2 separate regions of the Homo sapiens genome follow, and region 1 is linked to region 2. The links are chromatin contacts, found by Hi-C or POLR2A ChIA-PET in ENCODE. All regions are on one chromosome and are shown on one strand. The core of a region is the stretch at or near the end of the contact, and the rest is flanking DNA. Distances in the headings are between cores, read along the strand shown.

Region 1 (4,531 bases), core at 975-3,474, 210 kb before region 2:
AGTCGGTCTTCTAGGGTTCTTCTTTCTATTTATATCTGTCTTCCTTCTTTCACAATTCCATCCAATTTTGGGATGTCAGCTCTCATCCCACCTCCTCCACAAAACTGTCTCTGTTCTTGGAACTCTCTACCAACAACGCCCACCATACTTATGGTGTGGCCCAGTGAACATGGAAGTGAGTGGTTAAGAGGAGGGGGGTCTTCAAGCAGAGCTGCCATATATGGCTGCACAGGTTGGGCACTGCCCAAGTATAGGGAGTACCATTCACATACACTGTAATGGGAGTGGGGCCCCAGTGAGTTGTAATGAAGAGGCTCTCTCTGTAAGCCAAATGGCCTGAGTTTGAATGTTGGCTCAACCACTCAATTGCTTGACAAAGCAAGGTATGTAACCTCCTAAGCCTCAGTTTCCTCATCTGTAAATGGGATGTTATTATGGGGTAGCTGATACCTACCCCATAATATTAGGTAGTTGAATGAGTTCAGAACAATGCCTGGTGCATACTAACATTTACTGAGCCCTTCATTGCATTATCATTATGATTAGAGTTGGTTTCTCATCATTGCATGTGTGGGTGTCTTTTCTCTCTGAGAAGGCTGTGAGCAACCTGGGGACAATGAGTCACTGAGAAATTGCAGCAGCTTGGCCCAGCACCTAGTGGGAGGCAGGGCCTCATGCTGTCCTCTCTCTCAGGATCCTACTTCATCTTTCTTTTTGCCAAAATTCACTTGTAATAGGCCTTTTTTAGTTACAAATCACAAAACTCTAAAGCAAACTAGTTTAAGCCAAAAGAAGCCTTTGTGGGCTGATATATGTGGGAAGTCTAAGGGAGGATCCGGTGGCTTCAAGAATAGCTGGATGCAGCACTTCTCCATCTCCTGGCTCTGCTTTTCTGAGCTGGCTTTATTCTCAAGCAGGTTTTTCCCCATGGGAGGAGAGCAGGTCACTGGGGTAGACTGAGTTTATAGTCTATGGCTTATGGTCCAACAAGAAGTGGAACTCTCCTCTCAGCATCCACAGAGCAATCTTATGGAGGGCCTCGAGTGACCCAGCTTGGGTTACATGCCTGCTTCTGGGACTAATCATTGTGGCTAGAGGGATTGGCACTTGACTGGCCAAGCTGGGGTCATGTGTGCACCCTAGTTTGGCAGTTGGACAAGAACCATGTGTGATGGGGAAGGAACATTTCTCCAACAGAGAGGTGCTGGGTATACGAGAATGTTGGCCATGTTCGCCCTCCTTCTTTATGGCTCAGTTCATAGGTCACTTCCTTAGGGAATCTTACCCTCCCTTCTCTCCTGCGTGGACCTCAACCTTCCCACAGTAAATTGCAAATTATTCCCTGATTCTCTCAGACCAGTCTGGGAACAACTTGAGGCAGGTACCAGAGCATATTTATTCATCTGTGTCCCTTAGGCCAAGCTTCCTGCCCCAGCTGTGGAAGAGACGTTGTCGGTGGTCTATCTAGCACTCACTTCCCTGTTTCCTACTCAGATCTTGTTGGGTTTTACTCTCTCTCCACCACCTTGATGGAGTAGCAAACTCCACTCTGACTGGCATAAAGCCATTACAGTCTCCTTTGCCACAGTGACTGAGGAATGGGCATGTGAGACTGAGTTTGGGCCACTGAAACATGATGGTATCTGGGAAAAGGCTTCTTGCTTCTGTAGATGGGCCATGGAAGCCCGCTGGCTCCGGCTCCCTCCTGTGCTGGATGTAAATGAGGAAGCATCTGGCCCCAACTGCTCCACTGCCACACTACAGCCAGAGAAGGACTCACCTTAGGCAGAGGTCGACACTGTGGAGGGCAGTGTGGTGACCCCTAAGAAACCTGGACCCTTGGGGGAGGGGGGAGGGAAAGCATTAGGAGATATACCTAATGTAAATGACGAGTTAATGGGTGCAGCACACCAACATGGCACATGTATACATATGTAACAAACCTGCACGTTGTACACATGTACCCTAGAACTTAAATTAAAAAAAAAAGAAACCTGGACCCTTGATGACCCTGAAGAATTGCTAGATTGGCTAACCGTGAAGGCCACTCTGTCCCAGGACTGCCCATCCTGCAGCCAACACATTTCCTTACTGTGAATCCACTTTGAGCTGGGGGGGCATTGTTACGTGCAGCCACAAGTATCCTCAGAAAGAGGTACTCAGAAAGTTCTCCCTGACTGAATGCCATGGGTTAGTGGCCATGGGCTGAGAGCCACCAAGCATACCCCCCACAAACCTTACCACCCACACTGGTTCCTTCCTCCCCACTGTAACAGACATTCAAAGACTGGATGCTTTTTTTGAAAAACCACAGCAGTCACTTTATTCTTAAGTTTGCACTTTACAAAACCACAAGGGAGAAGTCCTTGAAGGGGAGACAGGGGTAGGGGATTAGGGAGTGGGGGATGGTAAAGAGGGGAAGAGGAAGACCCAGAAACGAAGTCCCCTCCAACCCCATCTCGGGGACCAAGCAGAGACTAGGCCTCAGGCTAGCCCAGCAGGGCTTCCTGTGTCCTGGTTGTACAGAGCTAGGCCAAAAGACCTCAGGGGAAGGGCCACGGCCCTCTAGAGACTGCCGCCATTTGAGGGACAGCCACAGGCCAATGTTTCCTGTGCCCAAAGAAGGAAGTGGGCCTCCCTTCCCCTCCCCTAGGCCAGATAATCAGCCTGAGGCAGGGGTGAGGGCTACCCATCCAGCAGCTTCAGGATGCTCTCACGCTCCTTCAGAGTCTTCCAGGCCTGGTCCTTTTCTTTCTTGGTGGGAGTCCGCTTCTTCTGCCGGGCAGCCATGATCTTGCGAAAGGCGTCCATGACCTCGTTGTCAGCCATGCGCACCCGCTGCCTCAGCTCCTGCCGGCTCACCTCCTCCTTTGCCAGCCTGTGGGGACCAGCCAGCCAGGTGCCAGGGTCAGCCCACCTCCAGAGAACAACCCCTCCCTCTTCAAGACCGAGCCTACCCACCAGCCCAGGCTGGCATGCCTGTGGATTGTGTCATACAGTCGTGACCAAAAAGCAGTTACTGACCTACACTTACATGGCACTATCTTAAGCTCCTGAAAAATATTAACTCATGTTGATCACGGGGGAGGCTGTGCACATGTGGGGACAGGGAGATACGGGAATTCTCTGTACCTTTCTCTCAATTTTGTTGTGAACTTAAAACTGCTCTAGAAGAATAAAGTCTTGGCTGCACATGGGGGTTCACATCTGCAGTCCCAGCACTTTGGGAGCCCAAGGCAGAAGGATCACTTGAGCCCAGGAGTTCGAGACCAGTCTGAGCAACATAGTGAGACTGTCTCTACAAAAAATTTAAAAAATTAGCTGGGTGTGGTAGTGCACACCTGTAGTCCCAACTCCAAGGGAGCTGAGGATTGCTTGAGGCCAGGAGTTCAAGGTTACAGTGAACTATGATCATGCCACTACACTCCAGTCTGGGCAACAGAGCGTGACTGTGTCTTCAAAAAAAAAAAGGTCTTAAAAATATACACAGTAGGCTGGGCAAAGTAGCTCATGCCTGTAATCCCAGCGCTTTGGGAGATGGAGGCAGGAAGATCACTTGAAGCCAGGAGTTGAGACCAACCTCGGCAACAGAGTAAGACCCTGTCTCTAAAATATATATATATATACATACACACACACAAACACACACACACAGGCACACCCACTCTCTCTCTCTGTCTTTCAGTTAATCCTAACAACCCTGCAAAATATGTACTATTATTCATATGTTACCCGTGAGGAAAATGAGGCTCAAAGATGATCCCAGGATCCCACAGTTAGTGAGGGGGAGATCTGGAGCAGGCTGGGGCCAAACTCTTGTTTTTAAACACTGTTGTTTCAGGTGTTCCGGTGCCAGCAGAAGGCCTGCTTACGTCGGCATCTGCATTCCAGAGCCCCCTAAGGTCTAGGCAGCCTGAGGCTGACAGGAGGTGGGTGAGACACCAGATCAATCTCTCTGAACAGGGTCTGATTTATACATTTCATCGATGGTGGAGCTGGAAGGTCACTTAGTGATTGAGTCCAGCCTGCCAGTTTTCCAGAAGGGGAAGGAGATGCTCAGGTCAGGGGCTGCTTAAGGCCTTGCAGCTGCTCTGCAGCAGGGTAAGGGCTGTGCTCTGGTTTCCTGAGAGCTGCAAGCCATTTCTTCATTGCCCATTACTTCTTTTTTTTTTTTTTTTTTTTTTTTTGAGACAGGTCTCACTCTGTCACCCAGGCTGGAGTACAGTGGCCTGATCAAGCTCACTGCAGCCTCTACCTCCCAGGATCAAGCAATCCTCCCACATCAGCCTCCTGAGTAGGACTATAGGCATGTGCCACCATGCCTAGCTGATTTTTAAAAATTTTTAGTAGAGAAGGGGGTCTGACTACATTGCCCAGGCTAGTTTCGAACTCCTGAGCTCAAACAAGCCTCCCACCTCAGTCTCCCAAAGTGCTGGGATTACAGGCATGAGCCACCAGGCCCAGCTAGGGCCCACTACTTCTGTAACTGCACATGCCTGCTTTTCTCTCTCTTCCTCTCTCTCCCTCTGCT
Region 2 (4,313 bases), core at 1,814-4,313:
TGGTTGAAGAGGGTTTAACCTGGGAGTGAGACTGATCTGAGTTCAAGTACAGGCACAATATTTCCCTACTTTGGGAAGACTACTTAACTTTTCCAGGCTCCCTGGAATTGTAAAAATGGGTTAAGGAGTATCTGCTTCAGTGCTAATGTAAGGCTAAAATAAGAAATTTTACAGGTGCCAGAAAATGCTAAATGTCTGAGCTTTCCCCACTTCGCACTTTTCTACAGCCCTTCTTTCTGTGGTAAATACACTTTTTTTTTTTTTTTTAAATGAGATGGAGTCTCGCTCTGTCGCCAGGCTGGAGTGCAGTGGCATGATCTCGGCTCACCGCAACCTCTGCCTCCCGGATTCAAGCGATTCTCCTGCCTCAGCCTCCCGAGTAGCTGGGACTACAGGCACGTGCCATCACGCCCAGCTAATTTTTGTATTTTTAGTAGAGATGGGGTTTCACCATGTTGGCCAGGATGGTCTCAATCTCTTGACCTCATGATCTGCCTGCCTCGGCCTCTCAAAGTGTTGGGATTACAGGCGTAAGCCACCACACCCGGCCAGTAAGTTGACTTCTTTTCTGTTTTTTTGAGACAGAGTCTTGCTCTGTCACCCAGGTTGAAGTGCAGTGGCGCGATCTTGGCTCACTGCAAGCTCCGCCTCCTGGGTTCAAGCAATTCCACTGCCTCAGCCTCCCGAGTAGCTGGGACTACAGGCGCCCAGCATACCACGCTCAGCTAATTTTTTGTATTTTTAGTAGAGACGGGGTTTCACCATGTTAGCCAGGATGGTCTCGATCTCCTGACCTCGTGATCCGTCCGCCTCGGCCTCCCAAAGTGCTGGGAGTACAGGCATGAGCCACCATGCCCGGCCAGTAAGCTGACTTCTTAAGGTTCGCTCCAGGGTGGGGTGCTGGCTCTGGTCAGTTCTGAAACTAATGCTACAGAAAGATAAAGTGATCGCTGTAGTATAGTGGAAAAAGCCCAATACCCAGAAGGCTTGGTGTGAAGTCCTAAATGTCACCCTGTGTGACGCTGTAACGCACCTGGCACTCTTCTCAACGAACGGGTGGGATGGAACTTGTTAAAGCCTCTGTTTCTATAAAATGAGACAATATGTACCTCATAGAGTTGCTTTGAAGTTTTAAATAAGTTAATGAATGTAAGTACTTCACATAGTACCTGATATAGAGTAAATGGTTATTATTCTTCTTGGCATAATTGGGAAGAACTAACTGAAAATGTTACAGTAGTGCTTCCTAAACTTCAGTCACTCTCATGCCATGTTAGAATTTTTGTCCAACGCTTGTATCATTACATATTTAATACTTTTTATATATCAACTTTTTTCCCATCTATATGATTTTAAAGGAATCTTTAAATTACCAGCAAATGGAAATCCAGTATTGTCACAAAAAAGAAAGTAACTTAAGTACAGTAGAAACAAAACAACATTATTAAATTTTAACTAGACACTGTTACCTGTGAAAAGTTCTTAGCCTGAGGCTTACTCTCTTTATTAAAACGAGAAATTAATGTGAGAGAGAGGTGCTAAAGATATAGTAGCACTTACCTGAGATGATTTCTGAAAGTAATCAGAACTGACTGAAAATTGCTTGTTTTTCTAAGAGACAAGGTCTCGTTATGTTGCCCAGGCTGGTCTCCCACAATCCTCCTGCCTCAGCATCCCAAGTTGCTGGGAGAAAACTATTACTTTAATATGAGGGGCTACATGTCTAGATAACCACCTATAATCATCTCAAATTCCTTTATCTGTATATAAATATTGCAACGAGGGGCTGGTTGCCATGGCTCACACCTGTAATCCCAGCACTTTGGGAGGCCAAGGCAGGTGGATCACCTGAGGTCGAGTTCGAGAACAGCCTGGCCAAGATGGTGAAACCCTGTCTCTACTAAAAATACAAAAATTAGTCAGGTGTGGTGGTGCGGGCCTGTAATCCCAGCTACTCGGGGGGCTGAGGCAAGAGAATCGCTTGAACCCGGGAGGCGTAGACTGCAGTGAGCTGAGATGACGCCACCGCACTCCAGCCTGGGCAACGAGAGCGAAACTCCGTCTCAAAAATAAGCAAATAAATAGATAAATAAATAAATACTGCAATGAAATATGTGAGGAAGTTGCCTCCACTCTAGTGGGGGGAAATAATTACAATTCCTTACATCTCTAATGGCAGTTTTACAGACTGCAAAGCGCTTTGGTACTTGGCATCTCAGCTGACAGTCCCACCAGGCCCGACGCCTGGAACAGTAATTTGGTAGAATGCAGATTATCACACTCACTTGACTGGATGTTACAAAGACTAAACGCTGTAACGCACCTGGCACTCTTCTCAACGGAAGGGTGGGATGGAATAGTTCATAGGTAAACCCACCGAGGGTCGGCGACTAACCTAAAGGATTAACAGTACTGTTTTTTTCAACACTCAATACGTCCTAGATCCTGTGCTAAGGGACTTACAGACATCACCTAATTTGATTCCTACCTGTCTATGAAGCAGGTACTGTTATCATCCCCATTTCACAGAGGACAAAAGTGAAACACAGAGGTAACGGGTAAGGTCACCCTGTCAGAGGGGGCGCGACGTGAACCTAGGCAAATTGACACAACTCCTGCACTTTTTTGCCCAAGGTCACGGCGGTGTGAGGTAGGCTGGAGAAGGGAGGGCGCTGACCTGTCAGATACTTGTTCCTGGGTGAGCTTCTTGTCGCTCTGCAGCAGGATGGACACGTAGTGGCGGATCATGCCTACGAAGAAAGTGATGATAACGATGGGTAGGACCACCCAGAGGCGGATGTTGGAGTCGAGCAACAGTTCTGGCCCTGCCATCTTCACTGAAAGCTGGTTCCCAGTCTGGAATGGGCGAGCTTCTCTTCTCCGGGGCACAGTTGCTTCTCTTCGGCTTCGCCTCCGGGCCTTCTCAAGCCCCTTTGCCCGTGTACCCCAGAACTCTCCTGCGACTGTGAGCCGAGCTTACTGCCTTCAGCTGGGCTGCCTGGTCTTCCACTTCCGGCGCGAACGTTGACGTCACGTCGTGGCGCACCTCAGTGGCGTCAGAGCGGCGTCGGGCCTGGCGGGAAAGTGGAAAACTATCGGCGGTGGCCCAGGCTCGGTGGCTCACTCCTGGAATCCCAGCACTTTGGGAGGCCAAGGTGGGGGGATCACGAGGTCAGGGGATCGAGACCATCCTGGCTAACAGGTGAAACCCTGTCTCTACTAAAAATACAAAAAAATTAGCCAGGCGTGGTGGAGGCGCCTGTAGTCGCAGCTACTCGGGAGGCTGAGGCAGGAGAATGGCGTGAACCCAGGAGGCGGAGCCTGCAGTGAGCCGAGATTGCTGCACTGCACTCCAGCCTGGGCGACAGAGGAAGACTCCGTCTCAAAAAAAAAAAAAAAAAAAGAAAGAAAACTACAGGCGGGGACGGCTTCTCGGTGAGTAAATGGAGCAGTGGTCGTAGTCTCTCGAGGCCCCGCTCCCCTGCGACCTAATCTCTTAAGTCCGGGCCGCGGTCGGCGTTCTTCTCTGGGGCTCCGCGCCCCAAGCCTCGGCTTCCTCATCTGCCCTGAGATGGGATAGTCCCCACAGGTACCTTTCTGCGTCGTTAAAATGAGGAAATGAGAAAGGCTTTTACCCTCACCCCCTTCCCGATGAACTAGTCCAGGCAGTCGGCCTCATCTCACGTCTGTTGGGCTTCTCGGGAAGCCAAATGGTATCGCACGTGTTAAAGGCGGGTGTCTGGAAGCCGAAAGTCCTGACTAACTGAGAATGTTGACTAATCCGGATAGCATTGAGAAGAGGAAATGGAGCTATTCAACAGATTCATTGATCTATATAAGCTGCTATAAGTTACATTTACTCTTTCTGTGTAGTACCTCACAGAATTCTGAAATTTTGGATATGACATTCTACGACATTGCATTTAGCTATTCTCACAACTCTATTTTTCAAAATGTCCAACGTTTAAAATTTTTTCTTCCTCAGTCTTTCAGGAGATTGTCATGGTTGAGAGACTGGACTGTACCTACCCACTATGAATGAGCAGAACACCATAGCTAATATTAACTTTCTGCAGGTAATCTCTGAGCTTCGGGAGAAGTTGGATCCTGCAGCATTGTGTTTTGCCATCACTGTTGCAGGCTTTCCAAGTAAAGTTAAAAAGTAAAGGACAAGCAAGGTAAAGAGCTCATGGATAATTGCCACCCTTTTCCTCACATAGGATGTCACAGTTCTCTGACATCCCACAGTCAGAGTTGGAGCTTAATACTTACAACTACAAATAATGGTACTATTATGATATTTACATCTAGTA

The links. Hi-C counts contacts between places; a loop is a spot of excess contacts on that map. ChIA-PET counts read pairs that join two places held with the same protein, here RNA polymerase II (POLR2A). Pooled maps may share reads with other maps.
Region 1: a loop to region 2 is called in a pooled map, with 5 times the contacts of the local background. The contact joins the enhancer-like site here to the promoter of EMC3-AS1 in region 2. A Hi-C loop is called at or near these places in 5 of 50 pooled maps. POLR2A ChIA-PET finds 5 or more read pairs at or near these places in 9 of 52 experiments (B cell, CD4-positive, alpha-beta T cell, CD8-positive, alpha-beta memory T cell and 6 more).

Annotation. Positions count from the first base shown.
Region 1 is chr3:9,777,672-9,782,202 of GRCh38, forward strand. TADA3 (transcriptional adaptor 3) reads right to left here. Exons shown (of 9, transcript NM_006354.5): 9 at 2,296-2,878. The coding sequence ends at 2,686. It also overlaps a transcript of OGG1 not described here. Among named protein-coding and RNA genes, the nearest start is that of CAMK1, 10 kb to the left of the region's middle. RefSeq lists an enhancer at 474-768. Within about 2 kb of position 2,225, at least 18 of the 41 ENCODE cell types and tissues checked have a DNase peak (open chromatin) inside an H3K27ac peak, as active enhancers do; they include B cell, CD4-positive, alpha-beta T cell and OCI-LY7, where a contact is called at or near this core.
Region 2 is chr3:9,983,830-9,988,142 of GRCh38, forward strand. It overlaps EMC3-AS1 (EMC3 antisense RNA 1), which reads left to right and starts at 3,064. Exons shown (of 3, transcript NR_103821.1): 1 at 3,064-3,435. It overlaps EMC3 (ER membrane protein complex subunit 3), which reads right to left and starts at 3,012. Exons shown (of 8, transcript NM_001394674.1): 1 at 2,678-3,012. The coding sequence starts at 2,832. RefSeq lists enhancers at 2,830-3,477, 2,942-3,101, 3,362-3,581.